Linked DNA regions of Homo sapiens: region 2 is linked to region 1. Evidence: chromatin loops called from intact Hi-C (ENCODE). Cell type or tissue: psoas muscle. All regions are shown on one strand. Each heading gives the region's core, and the rest is flanking DNA. Links, peaks and the distances in the headings are about the cores only.

Region 1 (17,171 bases), core at 5,951-8,450:
TCCTTATGGTACCTCTTTCAAAGGGAAGAGGGTTGGGCCTCTTAGGTATGGAGGGAAATGGGAAATTCTGAATATCTTTTTTACATTGTTCTACCTCACGCTGGAGTCCTTTTAGAGAGGGGTCTTTAGGTTGGGAGGGAATGGGCTGGTGGGACGGTAATTCCCAAGAGTCAGAGTTATAAGGAGGAGGGATAACGTGAGTGGAGGTGGAATTTGGAATGGGATCTGAGGAGGCAGTGGCTGTCTGAGGGGAAAGATTGGGGACACTGAGTGGGGGAAGATAGTCTAGGGGATCCCATGCGCTGGAGTCTTTAGGCATGAGAGCTGGCTCCTCTGACTTTTCATTTTGAGGTGCCAGATTGGGTTCTTCCCTATTTGTTTTTAAGGGAAAAAGGAGGGCAGGTCCATGCCTCCAACAGAGGGCATAGCCTAGTTCTTCTGAGACACTCGACTTTTATCATTAACATGTCGGATTAGAAGCTGACACATTACATCCTCATTCGATCTAAACTTTGGCCAGAAGATTGAGGGTTTGAGGATGGGTCTTTGAGTCTAAATTAAACAGCAATATTTTATCATTTGTTGCTTTTTCCTATGTTTAGTCCTTTCGTTATCCTTCCAGTGTTTTAGCTTGAGACCTAGGGGGCTATCTGGGGGGATATCTTTGTTACCATCTTTATCCCTCTTGCTCCCTGTCTTGCTTGGGTTATTTCCCATCTTGATGGTTTTGGGGTAAGTTTCAAGGTTCAATTTCCCTTACTGAAAATTTGTCACCTTTTGTGGGGAGGCTCAATTTCCCCCACTGGAAATTTCTCACCTTTTCTACTACTGGAGGTTCGTGTGAAGTTCAGTCCCCTCCAATGGGCATGTCTCACCTCTTTTTAACCTGTAAGCCACCCCAACCAAGGAGTACTTCACCTCACCCCCCCACCCCCCCACCCCCCCCACCCCCCACCACCCACCACCCACCACCCACCACCCACCACCCGGCTTTCTTACCTTGGTCCCTACCACCAAGGAAATACTTTACCGGCTCCTGTGGCTTCTCCTTCCTTGGTCTGTGTACAGTCATCAGTGTGGTATGTGAGAATCCTTTAAGCTAGGTTACTGGCCAGTCCCCCCCAGCCCTGCGCCCCCCCCCGCCGCCATGTTGCCAAGAGCTTGGGTTATTCCTCGCACTGGGTGAGTTCTGATTTCTCACCCCTGAGGTGACCACAAGGGGCAGGGCATGCCTCCTCATGAGGGAGAACCAGAGACTGTCGGGAGGGGAATGTAATCATGGGTGAGCCCCCAAATTGTTATACATAAAGTTTCAGTGCTGCAAAAGAAATAGCACTCGAATATAAAATTTTCTTTTTAATTCTCAGCAAGACAAGATACTTCTATAGAAGGGTGTGCCTTCTATAGAAGCAATGGTGAGCGCACACTTGGACAAGGGAGGGGAGGGGGTTCTTATCCCTGACACACGTAGCCCCTACTGCTGTGTCATTCCCCTCTTGGCTAGGGTTAGACCGCCCAGGCTAAACTAATTCCAATTGGCTGATTTAAAGAGAGTGACGGGGTGAGTGGTTTGGTGGGAAAAATGGTTATGACAGAGCAGGTAATGAGTCAGGGTGCAATCAGTAATCAGAATGAGTCAGGGTGGAGCAGGTAATCGAAAAAGGTTGCTTTGTGAGGAAGTTTAAAAGTAGAAGGTAAAGGATTGAACATACTGACATATTGATTCTTTGAAAAGAAATTTAGAACTCATATCTAACAGCATGGTGGCACACACCTGTGGTCCCAGCTACTTGGGAGGCTGAGTCAGGAGAATTGCTTGAACCCCGGAGGTGGAGGTTACAGTGAGCCGAGATCACACCATTGCACTCCAGCCTGGGGACAAAGCAAGACTCTATCTCAAAAAAAAAAAGATCCTGAGCATTTCTTCAAAGGATTGTAACAGGAGGTGAAACTTGGCTTTACCAGTATGATCTTAATGACAAAGCACAATCAAAGCAATGGCTACCAAGAGGTAGAAATTGATCCAGTCATAGTGAAAGTGGACCGGTCAAGAGCACAGATCAAGACAACAGTTTTTTGGGATTCTCAAGGCATTTTGCTTGTTGACTTTCCGGAGAGCCAAAGAATGACAATAACCTCTGCTTATTACGAGTATGTTTTAAGAACGCCAAAGCTTTAGCAGAAAAATGCCCAGAAAAGCCTCACCATGGCAGTGCCTCTACTCAGTCCTCTCATCAAACAAGGGCAATGTTTTGAGAGTTTTCATGGGAAATGATACAGTCTTGATTTGGCTCCTTCCAGCTTCTTTTTATTTCCTATTTTAAAAAATCTTTAAAGTAAAATCTTTAAAGGGCACCCACTTTTTTCTTCAGTAAATAATGTAAAAAAGACTGCATTGACATGGCTACATCCCCCAGGACCCCTCAGTTGTTTAGGGCTGGACTAAATGGCTGGTGTCATTGCTTACAAACGTGTCTTGAACTTGATGGAGCTTATGTTGAGAAATAATGTTTATATTTTTATCTTTTAATTCTGTTTTTTTCCATGAACTTTTTGAAGTCCCCTTGTACTGGGTGATTGGATTAGTAAATCTTTGGGCATCTACTCTATGGAAGTGCGCCCTGTGCTAGGTGATAACAAGGAATACAGGCAGTGATCACTCCTGCCTTTATGGCATTTTTATTTGATCGGATGGAGTTTAGTCAACACACAAGTAACAAATATATGGTGTAATAGTTAAGAGTGAGCTCTGGAGACTGACCTAGTTTCAGTTCCTATGTCTGCTAGTTAGTACCTGTTTCCTTGAGTAAATTGCTTATTCTCTGATGCAGTTTCTTCATTCTATAAATGAAGCCCTCTACCACCACATAAGGTTTTTTAGAACCTTTTGAAAGAGTTGATGTTAGATATTGCATAAAACTAAGTTTTTACTGTTACATAATAATGTCAGATGATAGAGACGTTGCAGTAAGACCAAATTTAGAGGTTGGAAAAATCACCTCTAGTTTGAGGTGGGACAAGAAGCAAAGCTTTCATGGGGAAGGTGGCATTTAAATGGATCTTGAATGATTAATAGAATTTATAGGGTGGTGGGGATTGAATAAGATTTCCTAGAGGGAGAAGAATGAAGTTGGGAGAATGTACAGTGTGTCCTGAAATCAGAAATGCCCGTCTCTACTAAAAATACAAAAAATTAGCTGGGCGTGGTGGCGGGCGCCTGTAGTCCCAGCTGTTCAGGAGGCTGAGGCAGGAGAATGGCGTGAACCCGGGAGGTGGAGCTTGCAGTGAGCCGAGATCGCACCACTGCACTCCAGCCTGGGCGACAGAGCGAAACTCCATCTCAAAGAAAATAAAAAATAAAAAAAATAAAAATAAACTCATATTTCTATAGTACGCTCACTCCACCCTGTCCAGGCAGTTGCCTAAATAGATGTTAAGATGTTGCTCCCTTTCCTTTCACAACCACCCTCACCCCCACACCCCCATTGTCTTTCAAATCTTGACTTTTTAGGTAGAACACTAAATGACTCTGGATTAACTATTACCACTTTTACCACATTCTGAATATCCATGCCTCCTCTCCCCCACCCTCTAGATTGCATACTTCTTGAGAGCAGGGGAAGTATATTTTATTCAGATTGGTTTGTTTAACCCTTGAGAATTGTCCCTGGCACCAAGTAAATGCTCAGATTATTTCAGGGGATGGGATAGTAGATGAATGATCCTGATTAAAAACAGTTTCAACTAAATTTAAAATTAAAAAAAATTTAAACAGGAAATTTAAAAATGGATGTTGTCTGAGACCTTTGTGACTCCTGGAATTTGTGAATACTTCTGTAATATAATTTCCTCATTCGGAAAATTGGGGGTAATGAGGACTTAATAAAATGAAATTACCATATTTTTACATTTGACAATGTATTTAAGAAACTTAGTGTTTCTAGAAAGATACTTAGAATTCAAAGGAAATGCACAATATAATTTTAGGACAAACTTTAGCATTTTTAAAAAGCAAGAAAAGTCACTCAGCTTGTTACTGGAAAGGGGTCCTGATCCAAACCCCAGGTTGGATCTCACGCAAGAAAGAATTCGAGGATAATCCAGAGTAAAGTGAAAGCAAGTTTATTAAGAAAGTAAAGGAATATCTGCTCATCTGACAATACTTACAGTTATTTCTTGATTATATGCTAAACAAGGGGTGAATTATTCATTAGTTTTCCAGGAAAGCAGTGGGCAATTCCCAGAACTGAGGGTTCCTCACCTTTTTAGACCTTACAGAGTTCTGACGTTGTGATAGTGCTGCTAGGAGTGTCTTTTAGCATACTAATGCATTATAATTAGTGTATAATGAGCAGTGAGGACGACCAGAGGTCACTTTTGTTGCCATCTTGGTTTTGGTGGCTTTTGGCTGGCTTCTTTACTGCAACCTGTTTTTATCAGCAAGGTCTTTGTGACCTGTATCTTGTGCCAACCTCCAGTCTCATCCTGTGACTAAGAATGCCTAACCTCCTGGGAATGCAGCTCAGTAGGTCACAGTCTTACGTTACCCAGCCCCTATTCAAGATGGAGTTCTTCTGGTTCAAATGCCTCTGACAAGCTGTTTACATTTTGGGCTTTAAACATCATTGGTTCTTTTTCTCAACTAATGAATTACAGAAGTTGTAGTATAATTACCCTAGTTCCTTCATACTTAGGGCAAGATGACTCTGAGAAATGTTCCATACTGTCTCCCAGAGATCTCCAGCAGGCTTGAGTCCCAGTTGCCTAGAGTCATAATCAGCTCCATAATGCATCCTTTATTGGCATACTTTCCTTTCCTGACTCACTTCTTTACTTCATTAAAGGTATTTCCTCAGATACTTCTCAAATAAACTACTTGTACAAAAACCTTTATCTCACAGTCTTTCTTGGGAGATGCAACGCAGGCAGCATGACAAGCATTGTAATAATAGTTAAAATTTTGAAGTTTTAGAAATCAGAGACATTTGTAATTTGAAGCTTATAATTTCGAAGAAGAAATTTGTTCACACAGATCAGTATGAAAGCTTTACCTTCTTTTTTAATAGGGAAGATTTACTAAAATAGATTTGCTTGGTTATTGATAAAACATATACTGGGTACTCAAACATTTGCTGTTTTTGAAAATAAGGAGTAGGATCTGGGCATGGTGTCACATGCCTTTAGTCCCAGCTACTTGGGAGACTGAGGTGGGAGGATTGCTTGAGCCCAGGAGTTTGAGGCTGCAGTGAGCTGTGATCGCGTTGGGGTGACAGAGCGAGACCTTGTCTCTTTAAAAAAAAAAGAAAAAAAATCATGGAGTTATATAAATATAAATTATATAAATAGCTGGATCCTATTAGGAGTCCAGAGGTCAAAGTTAGTCAGGATAAGTGTTGACACATGTCTTGTTTCATACTGCAAAAGGAGTCAATGATATTTAAAGCACAAGATGTTAATGCCTAGGTGATGATTGGCATGATGCTATTTTTCTTAAATACTAAAATTTGTTTTAGGTTTATACTGTGCATTTCCTTTGAATTCTAACTACCTTCCTGGCAGTACTAAATATAAAATTAAATCCAATTCAAGAAACAAAAAGAACCAGAGGAAGAATGTAGATACAAGCAAGAGAGAATAGGATAACATAGGCTGAGCATTCTCTTATTCCTGAAGAATAGATTTTTAATTTTAGATTTGACCATAGAATTTCTGCTAGTAAATATTTTTATTTCAGGGCTGGAATACCTCTCTAAGTTGATTGGAATCTGTGCCATCTGATCACTGTTATTTTGGTGTTTTAAAAATATATTGTAATGCATGATAGAATTTTAGGACTTAAAACATCTTGGATACCGTATTTTACAATAATAACATCATATATGTTAGATACAAGTATTTTTCCTAAAAATCTTTTTCCCTTCCTTTACAGAATGCTGCCTTTTTATATGGTCTTGGTTTGGTCTACTTCCATTATAATGCATTTCAGTGGTAAGTTGACATAAAACCAGTAATTCAGTCATTTTCAGTAAATGGCTTGTTTGCTTGTTTTGTTTGTGCTTGATTTTTTGTGTGTGTGTGTAATAAATAGAAAATTTAGTGTCATTAAACCTACACTTTTCAGTAATCTTTTGAAATGATTAGATTGTTCCTTGAAGGGTGTTGGCTCACCTTAGATTTTTAGAGTTGTATGTTTTCCTGAAAGAATCTAGTATAAGATTCTGTTGAAGAAGGCTTAGATTAGAAAGCTTTTTGGAATTTCTTAGTCATTCATTATGGACTGGTGTTCCCCAAGTTATTTGAACTGGTGAATCACTGTGATCTCAGAAGTCAAGATATGTGGGTAAATGGTCTATGATGGCTAGTTTTCAGACTTCTAGACAAGATTGACCACTTCTCCCTTCCACATACCAGCTAGCACTTTCCAATATCCAGTAACTAGGCACCAACTCATAAACTCTCAGTTCTCTGTAGAATAGTACCACTTCAGAGTTGGAGATTAAATATAATAATAGTAATATATAAGATTTTCTAAACTGTAAAGTGAAGTACCCTGTAATATTATGGCCTTTGCCCCATTGTTGTTTTTCTGTTTACCAGACAATAGTATGCACTAATGGGGTAAAAAGGCATATAGTTTTAGTTGAAAGATTGGTATTGTTGTCACAGCATTGCCACTTAGTTTGATCTTGAATTAAATAACTTCTCTAGGTCTGTTTCCTCTTTAGTTTGTTTATTTATTTATTTATTTATTTTATTTATTTATTTATTTTTTGAGACAGGGTCTCACTCTGTTGCCCAGGCTGGAGTGCAGTGGCGAGATTGCAGCTTACTGCAGTCTCAATCTATTGTGTTCAAGCAGTCCTTCCACCTTAGCCTCCCAAGTAGCTGGGACCACAGGCACATGCCACCATGCCCAGAGAGTTTGTTTTTATTTGTAGAGATGGGGCCTCCCCCTATGTTGCCCAGTCTGGTCTTGAACTCCTGGCCTCAGGGCATGCTCCCACCTCAGCCTCCCAAAGTGCTGAGATTTACAGGCATGAGCCCCCACGCTGGCATCATCATTTGTTTAAAAAACAAAACTACATAGCAGTCACTTGCCTTTCCTATAGAGTTTTGATGATCAAGTGAGATACAGTACATTTTATAAAATGTCAACCCAATGTAGATTTTTTTTTTTTTTTTTTTTTTGGTCAGAGTCTCACTCTGTCGCCCAGGCTGGAGAGCAGTGGCACGATCTTGGCTCACTGCAACCTCCGCCTCCCGGGTTCAAGCGATTCTCCTGCCTCAGCCTCCCAAGTAGCTGGGATTACAGGCGCCCGCCACCATGCCTGGCTAATGTTTTTGTATTTTTAGTAGAGACGGAGTTTTACCATGTTGGCCAGGCTGGTGTCGAACTCCTGACCTCAAGTGATCCGCCCACCTCAGCCTCCCAAAATGCTAGGATTACAGGTGTGAGCCACCACACCTGGTGACATTTTTTATTTTTAGTGTATCTGACCTTTTCAGAGTCCCTTCTGTGCTCCAGAATTTTAAGCTCACGGGTGAGTTCTGTGGGAGTCCAAAGGAAGGTGATTGAGTGGCAAAATGTTACAACTCTGTCATATACCTATTGGGCACCCTGAATACTTATTACAGAGCATTTACATATGCATTGACAGTGATTTTATATGGTTTCCCTAAAGAGGAGGCTTTATACATGGATGGTTTTTCCTAGTATCCTTTTTCTTCCCTCTTAGCTTTTGGTCTTGTTGGCTTTTGATCATGTGTGGAAGCACTGCTTTGTTAGAGAATACCTGTGTGTATATAGTGTATTATAATGATTCAGATCACTGGTTTTCTTTGTAAATCTTAGGAAGGTATAATTGATTTTTATGAAGAAGCTTTGTAATTTTATTCTCTATTAAATTATCCTAAATAAAGCCTCCTAACTTCATGTTCAGTGTATTGTATTTAAAACCAAAGATAGATTAGGACTGTTTTAAAATCTTTCAGTTTCTTTAATAGCCTACTTATAGAATTCAAATTCTAAACTTCTAGAATTAGAAGTAGTCTTAGAGATAATTTAGTTTTTCCCCCTTAATTTTGTAGATGGAGAAAGCAAGGGGGTGTGTGTGTGTGTTAGTCAGTATTACATAACTGTTGAGTGGCAGAAGCAAGCTTATGCTCATAGTCTCCAATCAAATATTTTATTGTACTCTGTCCCCAGGTTTTAAGATTGAGAGGTGGTTATTATTTAATCAGTATTTGTCATTGTTCACTTGAGCACATTGATATAATCTTTATGGCCAACTAGAAATAATTTAGGTGACACCTGAGGGGAGGAACTCTTCTGTTCTACCTCATACCAGCCAGTTTTCGCATACCTATGGCAATTTGTAAGCCTCTCTGTGTACTGGGGTTAAGAACATAAAATTAGTAATGAGGTGAACCTGTCAATAGTTCAAATGTTGATTGCTTTAATAAGCATGTGGCCATGTTAAGTTAGCAGGCTTGTAGCTGTGATTCCTTATCTACATATGATTTCTATATTTTTCAGTTGACCTAAGAAATGAAACTGAATGATATAAGGACAATGCAATGTCTACATTAATAAGTGCCCCCTGCTCTGTTGATCCTGTTCTGGTTACCATCATTTTCTCATGTCTTGAGTTTCAATTCTTATAGCTGCTTCCTAAAATGATACATCTCACACCCTATCTTATGAATTCACTCTGGCTGTGTTTTTCTCTTGCTAATCAAATGTTCTTTCACAAATTTGCCTCACATTTTTGCTTTAACTTGATATTTCTTTAACAGCTATAAAATTAGAAAGTATGGGGTAGGTGCTTGGTGATAGTTTTAGAGTACAGCCTTAATTGATTGGAGCTTATTTAGGTTAAAACTACTTTTGTGTTTTATTTGTAGATACTTGCTGATTACTGGGATCAGGAATGTTTTAGTTACATGTCAGGTTCTTTGGGATCTATTGAGAAATGTTTCTGGGGATGAGTATGGGTTCTTGTTTTGTATTGTCAGCATGAAGAATCTGCCTATGATGTTTCAGAGTGTTGTATCTCTGGTACATTTATAATTTAAGTAAAATTTGGTATTTGCTAATTGTGTCTGTTGGCATTTGTTGAGGTTAAGCATTTTATGATAATGTGTGTGACCAACGTGTGTCTGAGTTGGTGACTTAAAATATTGAGAGCAATTTTATTAGTTATAGTGTTACTCTTAACCTATTGTCATCTTATGCTACCTATTTTTTATTTCAGAGTTGATTTTATTGGTCAGCCTCTAGATAGTTCAATTATTTGGTCAGTTTTTCCAGTATCAGTTGCAGCCTCTTCTTAGACAGAGGAGCCCAGTCAACTGTTCCATCCTCATTGGACTTACGGTAACAGCTATGCTGTTATTTTACTCAGTAATCTGGGACCAAACTTAAAAGATGCCCAGAAGGATAAAGGAAGACATAGAAGCAGAGTGTAAAATATATGCAGCAGAGTGCTAGAAACCAGTCTCTAAAAAGCCATTGCTTTACATGTGCATGCATGCAAGCCCCTGCATTCACTTGTTCTTATTCATTAAGGTGGCTCTTTGCTAGGGGATACCTTGAACTGAGCTCCTTGCCTTTGGAAGGAAACCTATATCCTAGGGTGAGAGTAAGTGAAATACAAAGCAAGGAAAAGTTAGACTAAAAAAAGATAGTTGGGGGAAAAGATAAAGTCAGTACAATAGAAATCATTCTTCCTTGTATAGCTTATAGCCATCTCTCTAAATATATCTTCCTAAGAATCCTTATTAACTATCTCTGTCCTGTAACCTTTTTCCTTCTTTCCATTCCATTGATCAATATCAGAATGGTCTTATGGCAGCAAATGTAAGAGATACTGTGCTAGAAGCATAGGATTTTGGAAATTAAGCCCCCAAATATAATTGACAGGCTTAATAAGGAAATGTGATAATTATTACTTTGACATAAAAAAGGATTAGGAGAATGAGGTAGAAATGAATTCAGAAAGACAGAAATATTAACAAATTACTACTAAAGTTTTCTTTTTTCTTTTCTCTTCTTTTTTCTTTCTTTTCTTTTCTTTTCTTTTTTTTCTGAGACAGGATCTCAGTCTGTCACCCAGGCTGGAGTGTAGTGGCACAATCACGGCCCACTGAAGTCTCAACCTCCCGGGGCTCTAGTGATCCTTCTACCTCAGCCTCCCGAATAGCTTGGACTACAGGCTTGAAGGCTTGAACCACTATGCCTGGCTAATTTTTTGTATTTTTTTTTGTAGAGATGAGGTCTCACTGTGTTGCCCAGGCTGGTCTTGAACCCCTGGGCTCAAGCAGTCCTCCTGCCTTGGCCTTCCAAAGTGCTGGGATTATAGATGTGAGCCACGGAGCCTGGTGTAAAGTTTCTGTAGGATTCATTTTCATAGCACTGTACTAGTCACAAGTGTTCTTAGGGGTGTAGGAATTTCTACTCTCCTGTATAGTCACTGCTTTGGGTTCAGTAAAGAAAAAGAATAGTGGTTTTAATGATGTTCTTACAGCTTTTTGATGGAACGAAAGAATAATGCAACATAGACCTAATGCATGGTGGTACCATTGATTCTGAGGCTTGTCTAGCATGGAGCCTGGCAAACGTTGTATTTTTGAGCTATCATGATACAAACATACTCTTACATTTCCATTGAAATTAAGCAGTTAATGTTAACATGTTTTGAGTTTATTATATATACTTTTATTTTGGAAAATAGCAGATTTAAGGCAGTTCTGATAAAGTTACACTTAAACAGTGATACATAGATTGCCAGATAAATTTTGGAAGGGCTTTGATTAATTAGGCTTCAGGGAAATTGTGAATAAAAACATAAATCTTGCAATAGGGTAGGGGAAAGAAAATAATCCCACTCCTGAAGTGATGAAATGAAGAGTGGCTAGAGAGGAGAAAAGAACCAGGACAGGTGATATATTAGCAACTGTCAGTGTGAATAATCCAGGGTATGACATTTCTAATTTAGCCTCACATTTAAGGTCATTTCTGATTCAACCTCAAATGATCCTTCTAGCCTACTGCTCCCCTAAATATTAATATATTCTTTGTGCCAGTCACAGTGTATTAACATTTCCCTGAAAACATCTTAAGCATTTTTTTTAACCTATGTGACTTTTGCCTTCTTCCATCTCAACCTTTTAAAATCTTACCTACCTGTCCCTTACTTCATCAAATGTTTCTAATTATTTAGAAACAACTTCTAAATTTCCTAATATATATGTATATCTGTGTTGTGTATGTATGTGTTATAACTAAATTAGAGCTAAAATATTCTTTTATTAGTATGAAAATTTGTGGAATTAGTTGATTTATCCCTTCATATATCTCTGTGAGAAATCTCTTGTTCAGCCTGTTAGCCTCAGAGAACTTAAAGTTTTATTGATTTTATTTTATGTATGTATGTATGTATGTATGTATGTATGTATGTATGTATGTATTTGTTTATTTATTTATTTGAGACAGAGTCTCACTCTGTCGCCAGGCTGGAGTGCAGTGGCACAATCAAGGCTCACTGCAACCTCTGCCTCCTGGATTCAAGCTATTCTTCCGCCTCAGCCTCCTGAGTAGCTGGGACTACAGGCGCGTGCCACCACGCCCAGCTAATTTTTGTATTTTTAGTAGAGATGGGGTTTTACCATGTTGGCCAGGATGGTCTCTATTTCTTGACCTCATGATCCACCCACCTTGGCCTCTCAAAGTGCTGGGATTACAGGTATGAGCCACCATGCCCAGCCAACTTAAAGTTTTATTATGTGTCTTTCCAAATGTACTGGAACTGTGCTAAGAATATTAATACTATTATTTTTACTATAGTTTTAGAGGAGGCTTTAAAAATGACTTTGTGGAAGTCTTATTAAAAATGACCATTGTGAAATATATTCAGCACATGTATATGTTTTTTGTAGGTAGTGTTATTGAGGTTTTAGCTTTATATCATTTTCTTTTTAAAATGGTTAACAGTGGCAAACATTAAATGAAAAATCCTTTAAACTGAAAATCTATAGAAACTATTTTGATGATATAAAAACTATATTTTTCAGATTTTAAGAAAAATGCCAATGATACCATGCAGAGCAATGTGCATTTCTTTTGTTTCGTTAGAGAATATGCTTTAAGTATTTGAAAACTGTAAACCTTTCCAGGGAATTGTATCATAAAAGTATTTATGGTTTCTGGTAGCTATTTCTCATGTTCTAAAATTCCATCAGTCAGAATTCTGAGGTTACAGAAATTGAATGTGTTAATGATTTAGTCTAGTTTGTGCCATAGAGATCATGTTGTGGCCACCTGCATTTTGGTGAAATATGAATGCAGTAAGCTGATGACCAAAATTAGAATGTAGTCTGAGTGTTACCTATTTTCTCTACCCTCCCACTCCCTCAACTCTTAACTCTAAACTCTTAACTCCAAATCCACCTTCCCTTGTACTTCCTTCTCCCCCTCCCCCAGTGTTTTTATTTCTTATTTATTTACTTGTTTTTCTTGGGATGGATAAACCTGAAGACGCACACAGGAGAAGAACATGGAAAAGTTTAGAAAAGGAAATGAACTTACATGTTCGAATAATGTGTTTTGTGTTAGAAGAACTGATCAGTAAAGAAGTCCCATCAATTAACTGTAAATGTGATGGCACCAGTAAACATCTATTAAATTTAAACCCTTTGCTGTATTATTTTAGGATATTAAACATAGAAGAGAAATATAGGCCTCAAGGAATACACTTGGAAAAACTGGAGACAGCACACTGATAGGTAGTGAATGAAATGATTTGATCGTAAAGTAGACCTAACTGCTGGTTTACACTAAGCAAAAATTGTCGTTGACCAGTTTGGGTGGTGTGTCTTGACGATAATAGTGGATTTAGAGGGCAGCAGATGAATCAAAATATTAGAGATCAGGAGAATTAGTAAGGAAAAGCAGTGAAGTCAGGAGAACCAGTATTTAAGAATTCCTGAGATAAGCCAGTTTATAGCTGAGGAGGAGCAATAATAGGGGTAGAAGAAGAAATGGAGTTGAATAAGTACTGCTCACCCATCTTAAGTGCAACATGGAGATTTTATTTATAGTATCATAATTGTTAGGCAATCACAGGAGCCACACGTTTGAGGGAATATGTACAAGCCAGAGCAGAGCAAGGAAAGTCCTTAAGGAGACTATTTCAGTAATCTAGTAATGAGATACAGAAGCAGAAGATTGGGTCTATAAGGTTTTCGATTAGAGATAAACTTAGAAAGAACAACGAGGAGAACTTTGATTATATATATATAGGTTGCACCTTGTCCTGGGCACTTAATAGTCCCTAAAGAGTAAACGTAGACAACTGCTGTTATTTGGAACATGTGTTTTTTGCTTATAGATTAACAGTGTGTTTTTTTAACCTCAGTTTGTTAACAGACATAGAGAACATGTTAAACCCATGTTTCTTTGCGCCCGTGTGACATTGTGAACTAAGTGGAAAAGATGTCTGTGCTAAAGGCACCCATGGAGTAAAACATATCCACAAATACTGTGTTTAGGGAAAAGGCTAGAAATAGAAACTGAGAGTAGGAAATATTGCACCTGAGGGGCTGTTATTGTACTGTGTTCCTTCTCCTTCTCTTCCTGACATACCCTTTGTTATACCTTTTTCCTTTCCTGAATTCTTTGTTATTTCTTTATTCTTTTCCACTTTCATTCTTTTTCTTTCATATCTTTGACTCAGGCCTGCCTGGGTTTTTTATTGGCATGTGTGGACATTGCTTAGTTCTGACCCATTCCATTAGAGAGTTTTCTGGTCCTATAAGGTAAGGTTAAGAAGCATTATCCATAATTTTATTATTATAAAATATAACATACCTACAGAAAAATGCATAAATCGTCATTGTATATCTTAACATGTTGTTATAAAATAAACATTCATGTAATCACCACCTCCATCAAGAAATAAAATACTGCTATCACCCCAGAAGCTTCTAAAAGTCTTTGTATACCCTTTCCCAGTCACACCATATGTTTTAATTGGCAGCATTTATTGCTGCAGTTGTCCTCGTCCTAACCCTTTTGATGCCTTTTCCAAACATGTGACTTGCCCCAACCCCTAAGTGTACATTGATTAAGTAGGAAGCTGCCTTTAAATGAGAATGGTAATTTACCACAGTTTTTGCCTGTCAGTGCTTTAACTCTCCTCTCCTGCCTCAAAGCCTATATACATCAGATAATAACACACATACCCCACCTACTTAAAAATCCACCTAACAGATGGATACCCAGCTCCCCTTCAGAAGAAAGTACTGTCATAATCAGGGTAAAGGTGTCTGATGCCAGACCTGTGTTCCACCCCTCACTGCCATCTGCAATAAACACTACCTTTTAGGACTCTTAATTTTATAGCAAAAGTGTACATAACCATTCACACTTTTTTGGGAAGTAAATAATGTATGAATTGATGAAAGTAAAGTTACTAAATACATGAAGTATTATTTTGCTCTATTTTGTGGCTATGATGTTTCGAACTATTTTATACAAAAGATTGTTTTTGTTTTGAAAGCATCTAAGATTCTAAATAGCCACTTTAAGGTCTGTAGGGGTAGAGATAATTGATTAAAAGTTTTGCAAATAATATATTAGCTTGTGCTTGGAAGAAGCTTTAAATCATGTAGAGGAACCTAAAATGATACTGAATATACTGTTATATCTGATATAACCTTCAAAATTCAAAGTAGACATTTTTCTTTGTCATTATTTTAATATTTATTTTTGAGTAGGCAATACAGTCATATGATCAAATTAAACAATATAATAATGTATTCAATGAAAAGTGTTTCTTTCCCCAACCCCTGAACTTGTTCTATTGGTGATCAAAACCTTTTATAAAAGATACAATGTGAATTTGGGGCAAAGATGAACTGATAGACGAAGAAAAGCGGAATGGAATAGAGAAGTAGACCTACACAAATATGGGTATTTGATTTAGGACACAGTAGCAACATAGAGTTTTGGAGTAAGGATGGTCATTTCTACAAATGGTGCAGGTACTATTGGATATCAGTTTGGAAAATATGAAGACCGTCTCTTAACCGCACATAGTATAAAAGATAAGGTACAGATGGTTTGTAAGCCTAAATATGAAAGACAAAAATGTAAACTTTTAGAAAGAAGACTTATTTTTATAGAGTAGACCAGAAACAAGATTAATCCCATATCCTTAAAAACTTTCCTGTTTGCCCCACCCTGTTTTCCTCTAGGAAATTTCAGAAACAATGAAATCAGTTATTTCTACTGATAATTTGATTAAACCATGAAATACTGTCTGTTTGAATAATTTAGAATAAATTCAACCTATCTTCCTTCCCCTTTATATCAAATTAGATTATATACGTTTAATTATATAAAAGGTCCATATGCCCCTTTTCAATTTTACTTTTTTAGTATTTATTAACATCATTTTTATAAAACCAACATTTCCTTTAAAACAATATTGCATAAAACAGAAGTTTCAATGTACTACCAAGCAAGAATTCATGCACGTGTTAAAAAGTTAAGATATCTTATGTCTATATTCTTTCAGGGCAATTAAAGCATTTCAGGAGGTGCTTTATGTTGATCCCAGCTTTTGTCGAGCCAAGGAAATTCATTTACGACTTGGGCTTATGTTCAAAGTGAACACAGACTATGAGTCTAGTTTAAAGGTAGGTTGTTGGGTTTTTTCAAGATACAATGTTTAATTTTGTGGTTTTTTTGTTTTTGTTTTTCTTAAATATTAGAGCATTGAGAAATGTTGGAATTTATATTGGCACTTTAAAAGAAAATTTGAAAATTCAGGTGACAGAACTGTTTATCAACTGTGAAGTAGAGTTTCAAGGTACAAAGTAGTTATGCTAAGACTTCCATGGTAACATTATACAATTACACTTTAAAAAAATAGTTTTAACTAAGATCTGTCATCAGGAAAGGGTGAAGGTTTCAGTCTGTTTGGATATGTAAATAACTCCTCTAGAAATGATTTGCCACTGTAGAGTTCAGAACCAGCTGAATGGTTCTGAAAGGATGTTTTTCTGTGACCCAATCATTGACCCTGTTTCCATGGGTCTCAGTACTTCTACCAGCAGAAGCACATCTTATATTTAAATTAGAAAAAAGAGTGTTCTCTGCAAGGCATTTGGACTGTTGGTTTGTGAGCATAAACGTTGTGGGAAAAGATGATATGTTGTTGATTAACTTCGTATCCATGGAAATGTGATATTTCTCCAGTTTTTAATTTTTCATTGAGTTTTTTATGCTATCTGAACCATCAATTTAGGTCTTGCTGGGCTTTTTCTGAAAATAGTGCTTTCCTGCCCAACAGAGGAATTATGTTTTGAAAGGAGTAGCAGTTGTAGGAAAAAGTTTAAGTTTTTGTGAATTTATGTTTATTGTTTATAATGGTTGTTGTATTCTGAATCTCCATTGCAGACTATCTTGATTCTAAAGGAAGGGTGGTTGGGGAGATAAAGAATGACATTCAAGTAGATTGTAATTTGAGCTCACTAATAAGGAACTACTGAAGGTTAAAAATAAAAAAAACTGTACTCAAGAGTGTCTAATTGTTCTAGATTTTTAAAGTAGAAAACTATGCAAGTACTGTTTCTACCTTACATGAGTTAAAAGAACAATACTGATGATGTTAAAGAGAGAGGGAGGTACAACCAAAAACACTAAAAACAGTAGATTGCGAAGAATTTAGATCACACAGTGGTTGAAGGTAAGTGCAGTCGAGGAATAAGTTCCAGGGTAAGTGCAGGGTGCAGGTAGTGTGGAGAATGAGGGATGCCTGGAAGTTACCACTTTTCCTCAAGCTTAGAGTAGTAGCATTTCTGACACCATACTGTGGGACGTCAGCGGATATGAACTGGAAAATAAGTTTATAAAGCTGCCTCACATTTTTTTTGCAGTTTCTATTAGCTATCAAAGACTCTTTAAAATGTCTTATAATACAGAATAAACATTTAAGCATTTCACATGCTTATTATGTTGCAGAAGTGTTTTTGGTAGCAGTTTGGTAAATGTTGCTTAGGAAATACATTTGAAGGGAAAAGCAATCAGATGTGTCCCACATTATGGAATGTGACTATGCGTGTATCAGTACAGTGATACCTTAAGTAATTCTAAAGATGCAAAATTC
Region 2 (7,220 bases), core at 743-3,242, 51 kb after region 1:
TCACCCAGGCTGGAGTATAGTGGCACGCTCTTGGCTCACTGCAACCTCCGCGTCCTGTGTTAAAGTTATTCTTGTGCCTCAGCCTCCAGAGTAGCTGGGATTACAGGCACGCACCATCACACCCCGCTAATTTTTATATTTTTGGTAGAGACTGGGTTTCGCCATGTTGGCCAGACTGGTCTTGCACTCCTGACCTCAAGTGATCCACCTACCTCAGCCTCCCAAAGTGCTGAGATTACAGGTGTGAGCCACTGCACCCAGCCCTAAGTATTAATTCTTATAAGTTAAATGGCAGTACATTCAATTAAAATGCACAAAAGTAAAATGAGCCTGCATTTACCAGAATAATGAAGAGCATTCATTCTTGTTTTTAATTTCTTTTTTTTTTTTTAAACAGGACATGGTTTACACTACATAAAGTATAAATATAGGGTATATAGGGTAAAGTTTTCTTCTAACTCTGGCCCCTACCCACTCAAAATGTGGCTGGTATTACTAATTTCCTATCTATCATTCCAGAGGTATGTTATGTATGTACAAGCAAATATACATCCCCCCCTTTCTCACATGTATTATTATTTTTCTTCTTTTTTACACAAATGATAGGATTCTTATTTGCTGTTAACAACATATTTTACAGACTTCTGCATGTCAATATGTGAAGAGCTTCCTTGTTCTTTTATGGTTACATCATATTTCTTTATATAGATGTAACACCTTTATTTAAGCAGATCAGTAATTTTGGACATTCAGGTTGTCTTCAGACTTTGCTTATTCCAGACAGTGCTGCTTTTAGCATACTTGTCAATATATTTTTAAGCTTCAAGAGTTTTCTCTGTGAATACCTAAGAATACTGTATGGATGAGTAAAATTTCATGCCCATCTATTACAAAGAACTCATAGTAAATCTTGTTCAGATGAATGCTTAGTTCATTCTTATATTTCTCAAGCTTATTAAAGGACTTCATCTTGGAGTGTGTGACTGTTGGTCAGAAGACAGTGTGTTTGACCAGATAGTGGTTCTGAGTTTAGTCATTTCAGGGAAAGGTTGCTTAGAATAATGATCTTATTTCCTAAATATATCTTTGACTATATTCTCTTTTTGTTCTTCTTCTAGCATTTGGAACAGCTCCGCGCAAATAGAAATAATTTAAATCCAGCACAGAAACTGATGCTGGAACAGCTGGAAAGTCAGTTTGTCTTAATGCAACAACACCAAGTGTGTATAGCATATTTTTCCCTGAAATTTGTTAGCATTTTGAGTATTTTTATTGACTCTAATGTCATTTTAGAGCATGTTTATGTTCATTTTTACTTTCTACTGGTATTTGACAGAATTTAGTAATCTCTGTATTTTAAAATACTGGTAATTGACGGAGATTTTTAGACAAAAGCAACTATAATTTTGAAGAAGATACTTTGTATTTTATTTATTTACATGATATTTCACATGTATTCTAAGGGTTTGTTTACATTATTTAGTACTGAGGCAAGGTTTTTAGGGCTTATTTAGTTTACAGGATCTGGCATATATGTAACAGAATGAAATTTTGAGATGTCCCCTCTTTTGTGATTGAGAGAAGGACCTATAAGTTCGGGGTCGTTTTCTATAATTTTCAGCTGCTTCCTTTTGTCATTACTAATGGGATTTTTTTTTTTTGAAACCGACTTTTGCTTTTTCAAGGAAGTTTATTTTAAAATGAACAAATACAATTTCTTGTTTTTAAAGTATGTATTTCTCAACTTAGAGAAATTAAGCATTTGGGTAAAATCACACATTCCCTAATTATACATCTTCATATTCATCTGGGGATTCATAGAGAATCCCCTATAGATTCTCTTCCCTATAGATTACACAACCAGCATTTACTTTTCCTTTGTTTTTTTGACAGATGAGACCAACAGGAGTTGCACAGGTACGATCTACTGGAATTCCTAATGGGCCAACAGCTGACTCATCACTGCCTACAAACTCAGTCTCTGGCCAGCAGCCACAGCTTGCTCTGACCAGAGTGCCTAGCGTCTCTCAGCCTGGAGTCCGTCCTGCCTGCCCTGGGCAGCCTTTGGCCAATGGACCCTTTTCTGCAGGCCATGTTCCCTGTAGCACATCAAGAACGCTGGGAAGTACAGACACTATTTTGATAGGCAATAATCATATAACAGGAAGTGGAAGTAATGGAAACGTGCCTTACCTGCAGCGAAACGCACTCACTCTACCTCATAACCGCACAAACCTGACCAGCAGCGCAGAGGAGCCGTGGAAAAACCAACTATCTAACTCCACTCAGGTAATAGGAGGACTAGCTTCCTTGTTGGCTTTTCACATAAATGTTTTTACTGGGTTTTATACACTTTGAGAGAAGAAGAGAGAAGTGTTTGGGGAACTGGTTTTATAAGAATTTTGTGGCACTACAATGTTACTACATTGTGATTCATTATGTACATACATGAGTATATCTTTGTTCCCTTTGTACAGTCTCTACCGACATAGATAACTTAGCAAATTTACAAAGGAAGAAAATAGATCATATAAATCACCCAAAATGCACCATTAATTTACAGTGGCATCATAAGCACATTTATGTAATATTACTTAGTTCATTTCTGCATAAACTGCCTACTTAAGATCAGGCACTAAACTAGGTGTTAGGTATTTGCTTTAGTGGGAGAAAAAGACCAGTGAATAAGTATTTACCATAATGACTGTGAAGTGTGACTTTGGTGGGAAAGTTCTATCAGAGTACCTACGAGAGCACATAACCAAGATGTCAGAGTCTTCCAGAAGCTAGAGTTTAGGGGAGGAGAGGGCTGGTGAAGTGTGCCTAGAAGATAGGTTATGAAGAGGGGAGGGTGAAATAAGAGGCTGAGGGAGAGGCCAAATTTATCTTGAAGGCAAAGTTGATCCACTAAAGTTTTTGAAACAGAGTAATGAATTGCATGCACATTATTTTTGTCAAGGAAATGGGTCATAATGTATTCAACGTTAGCACATTCGTTAGACATTTAATTTCTAAGTTTTTACTTCTGAATGTTTATGTGCATAGTATTTCCCATATTTTGGATTGTTTCCATGATATGGGTACTCGCTGAGGTGAAACTGAAGGGCCAAAGAGTAAGTTTTAAGAAAATGCTCTCAATATGTATAGCCAAATTGCTTGTACTTTTATTAATTTACTATGAGAAATATTTGACTTAAAAAGAGAAATATTTGGCTGATTGTCGGTTAGTCTTATATTATTGATAAAACTGAAATAAGTTCTTTTTCTAAGATTTTTAAGTTTATTCTTGAATTAATATCCTTGGTGGGACCCTGATCTAAAGTGATTAGTACTTTATTCATTCTTAGAGAAATACTGAGTACCTACTAGGTTCATTTCCTACTCAAGGCTCTGGGAATACATCAATAAAGAAAATATACTGAGATGTCTCTACTTGGTGTAGGTAAATAGATAGTAAACAAATAAGCAATACATATATAACATTAGATGATGGTTGTGATTAGTGCTATGGAAAAAAGCACTAATAGAAAGGGAACAGCAGAATACTAGAGATTGGTGGTAGGAGAGTTGCAGTTATAAATCAGAAGGGCAGGGAAGGCTTCTCTGAAAGATAGCATTTGGATGAGAGTTACAGGAGTGAGCCTTGAAGCTATTTGTGATAAGATTGTTCCAGGTCTAGGGAGCAGCACGGAGCAATGGACCCTAAGGTAGGATTGTGCTGTGCACATTTGAGGAGAATCAAGGTGGCAAGCATGGCAGAACAGGACAGGCAAGGAGTGAGAAGAGAGAGAAATGTGCTCCAGCTGGAAACAGGATGGCTAAATCATGATCAGCCTTATAAGGATACTGGATTTTATTCTGAGTATCCAGGAAACCGTAGGGGGATTTTGAACAGAGGAGTGATGTGATCTAACTTTGTTTTTGACTAGGTCCTCTTTGGTACTCTGTGGATAGACTGAAAGAGGCAAAAGTAGAAATGGTATGACCATTTTAGAGATTATACCTGTAATCCAGGTTAAAAGTTGATGATGGCTCCCAGAGTGGTAGTAGTAGATGGTGGTCAGCTTCTGGGTATATTTGGAAGGTACAGCCAACAGGATTAGTTGATATAGAGTGATGTGTGAGAAAGGAGTCCCAGCTGGCCTGACCAACTAGAAGGATGGATGAAACTGGATGGTATCACCAATCAGTGAGAACAGATTGAGAAAAGAACTCAAGATTGAGCCTTAGGGCATTCCAGTGTATTAGGCTAGGAAATTGAAGAACTAGCAGAGAAGAATAGAAGAGATTGACCTGTGACATAGTAGGAGATCAAAGACAATGTGAGTGATGCCCTGGAAGCCAAATGAAGAAAGTTTCAAGGAGGAGGACATGATCAAATAATGCTCATAGGTCATATAAAGTGAGGACTGAAAACTGACCATCTGAGATATTTGCTGACATTATTGGAGTAAGGAAACTACAGGTTACAGGCAAAATTTACCCCACGACCTGTGTTTTTTATAACCCGTGAGCTAAGAATGATTTTTATATTTTTGAAGGGTTGTAAAAAAAGAATAATATATGATACTGGGTGACCCACAAAGCCTAAAATATTTGCTATCTGATCCTTTACAGAAAAGATATGCTGACCATTGGATAAGGGCAATTTCAGTGGATTGTTGGGGTGCAAAAGCCTAATTGTAGTTCGCTTCAAGATAATATAAAATCGGCAGAGAAAAACTGAAGTAGCAAGTATAGACAGTTCCAGCACACATGCTTACAGTTGTTTGGGCTACACACTGCACAGTGCCAAGGCTTCCATTTCCATATACCGTGGCATAAAAGAGAACAACAACCGGGTGTAGCTGACAGGGAAAATGGGATTAGGAGTTGTTGTCTTGTTGTTGTTTTAAATTTAAAATGAGAGAAATAACAGTAAAAGTCAATGGGAAAGATTCAGTAGAGAGGGAGAAAATGGCAAAGGAGAAAGGGGAATTGTTAGAATGGGTGAGAGGATGGGATTTTGGGGGTTCATTGTCTTTAAGCATTAAACAGTTGTTAAAAGGATAACACGAGATTTTTGTTAAAATGCCTATCATAGTTCTAAGGTATAACTGGCAGTTAATAAGTGAAAGCCTTTGTTATGATTGTAAAGCATAGTTCTATTTTCTTTTCTCTCACATCTACTTCTTTGGCTCACTTAGTTGCTGAAGTTTTCAATACTCTCTTAACCCTGTTTTGGAAATGTGGGATTCTTTAAAAACGTAATTCGTAATTCTAATAAAAAGGAACTCCTCAGTTGGCAGGCCACGAGGCTTCTGTAATTTACCATACTAAGTAGCAGGGAGCCCCCAGCCTTTGCTTCACACGCCCTTCAAAGCCATTATCTGTAGGAACTTTACAATTTAAGTAATGAGGTTGAGAGAGTTGTTTAGAAAATGATGTTGAACTGATTCCAGGTCAAAAGTTTCCCAAATGAAGTTTCTGCATATCACTACAGCTGGGAAGCCTCTGTCTCTGCTGTTGATATATGGTATTAATATCATAGACTCTAAAGAGGCCTTTTTGGTAACTTGTCTTATACAAACCTATTTGAATAATTTTTGAAATTGTAATGAAAACTAGACAACTGGTAGACCTATATGGTATATCTACCTTTTAGTTTTTGATCAAGGGAGGAATTTACATTACAGTGTGGAATGGGTTTATTCAGATTGCTTTTGGTAGCAAGGGTATAATTTAAGATATGAAAGTAAAATTATATTAATTGTAGGTGATTATTCAGCAAGTACTCTAAAGAATTTGTAGCTTAAAATACCTTGATTTGCAGATAGAGAAGATGTAATAAAATAGTTACTTTGTCACATTTCTGCATATTGTAATCAGTGTATTTGTTAAATAATTGGCCTCTGAATTAAATATTTTACATTTGATGAAATTTTAACTCACCTACCCAGACTTTCTTGGATAATATTTTAAATATTGATATGATTATAATATGCAGTGTTTTTGCTTTATGAGAAATTTTCATGTAACTTACAAATTTCAACCTTCCTTTATTATGATTGAACTTTGTTACTTATTAAATCATTTACAACTAATTGCACTCCTTTACACACTCACTGGTGTGTATCTTTTTTTTGTTTTTTTTTTTTTTTTTGAGATGGAGCCTGGCTCTGTCGCCAAGCCTGGAGTGCAGTGGTGCGATCTTGGCTCACTGCAACCTCCGCCTCCTAGGTTCAAGTGATTCTCCTGCCTCAGCCTCCCGAGTAGCTGGGATTACAGGTGCCCACCACCATGCCCGGCTAATTTTTGTATTTTAATAGAGACAGGGCTTCACCATGTTGACCAGGCTGGTCTTGAACTTCTGACCTTAGGTGATCTGCCTGCCTTGGCCTCCCAATGTGCTGGGATTCCAGGTGTGAGCCACTGCGCCTGGCCAATGTGTATCAACTTTTAATATATCTAGTGTTTTAGGTAGATAAGCCTATTGAGTAAAAACATTAGTTTAAAATTTTCAGCTTCAGAAACTGATTTTAGGGGCATGCTAGCTGACTTTAACTAGATGATTAAATGCACCTTTTAGTATATAAATATCTTGTTATCAGCTATAGTTTTATTCTTTTATAGCTTATTACTGACAAAATGCTCTAACCTTGTTGCTGAAGTAATCTCAACTCCAAATGTAAACTCGTTTTATGATTCCAATGTTACTTTAATCAGTGTTGCTGAAAAATTGGCTGTCCTATTTAATTATTTTGTAAGTAAAATGAAATGAAAATATTCTTCTTAAAGAAGTTTCTCTGTGACACCAGAGGCAAATTTCAGGTAAAAATTAGTTCCAGTTATCATATTTTCATTCTATTAAATGCCCTAAGTGATCTTCCTCTAGTCTTAAAACTTCTATTAACTGTTAGTATACTGCCCCCTCAGATTGCTTTAACAGTAGCAGTGTATTTTTCTAAGTTTTCAAATTCAGGTGATGAAAAATAAAGTTTATCTCAAAGTCATTAGTGGAGACTTAAAATGTCTTTTTCTCCCCTTTTTTTTTAAAAAAAAAAAAAAAAAAGAGAGACACAAGGTTCTGCTCTGTCACCCAGGCTGGAGTACAGTGGCACCATCTTAGCTCACTGCTGGCTCAAACTCCTGGGCTCAAGAGATCCTCCCACCTTGGCCTCCTGTGTAGCTGGACTACAGGCACACTTGTCAACACACCTAGCTTGTCTGCCTGCTTTCCT

Evidence for each region. A loop is a pair of places that touch in the nucleus more often than their neighbours do. Peaks named below come from ENCODE experiments on the same cell type or tissue, not always from the same donor. Only the 100,000 strongest peaks of a DNase experiment are listed, where the experiment ranks them.
Region 2: it touches region 1 in a loop (9-fold over the local background); 2 of 110 quality-filtered maps call a loop at or near these places.

Annotation. Positions count from the first base shown.
Region 1 is chrX:45,005,032-45,022,202 of GRCh38, forward strand. It overlaps KDM6A (lysine demethylase 6A), which reads left to right. Exons shown (of 30, transcript NM_001291415.2): 5 at 5,930-5,988; 6 at 15,579-15,699. Among named protein-coding and RNA genes, the nearest start is that of KDM6A, 140 kb to the left of the region's middle. RefSeq lists an enhancer at 8,367-8,486. In psoas muscle, for the core only: no CTCF peak of the experiment used is centred there; no DNase peak of the experiment used is centred there.
Region 2 is chrX:45,061,529-45,068,748 of GRCh38, forward strand. KDM6A (lysine demethylase 6A) reads left to right here. Exons shown (of 30, transcript NM_001291415.2): 16 at 1,119-1,220; 17 at 1,894-2,289. Among named protein-coding and RNA genes, the nearest start is that of DIPK2B, 140 kb to the right of the region's middle. In psoas muscle, for the core only: no CTCF peak of the experiment used is centred there; a DNase peak (open chromatin) is centred at 2,013.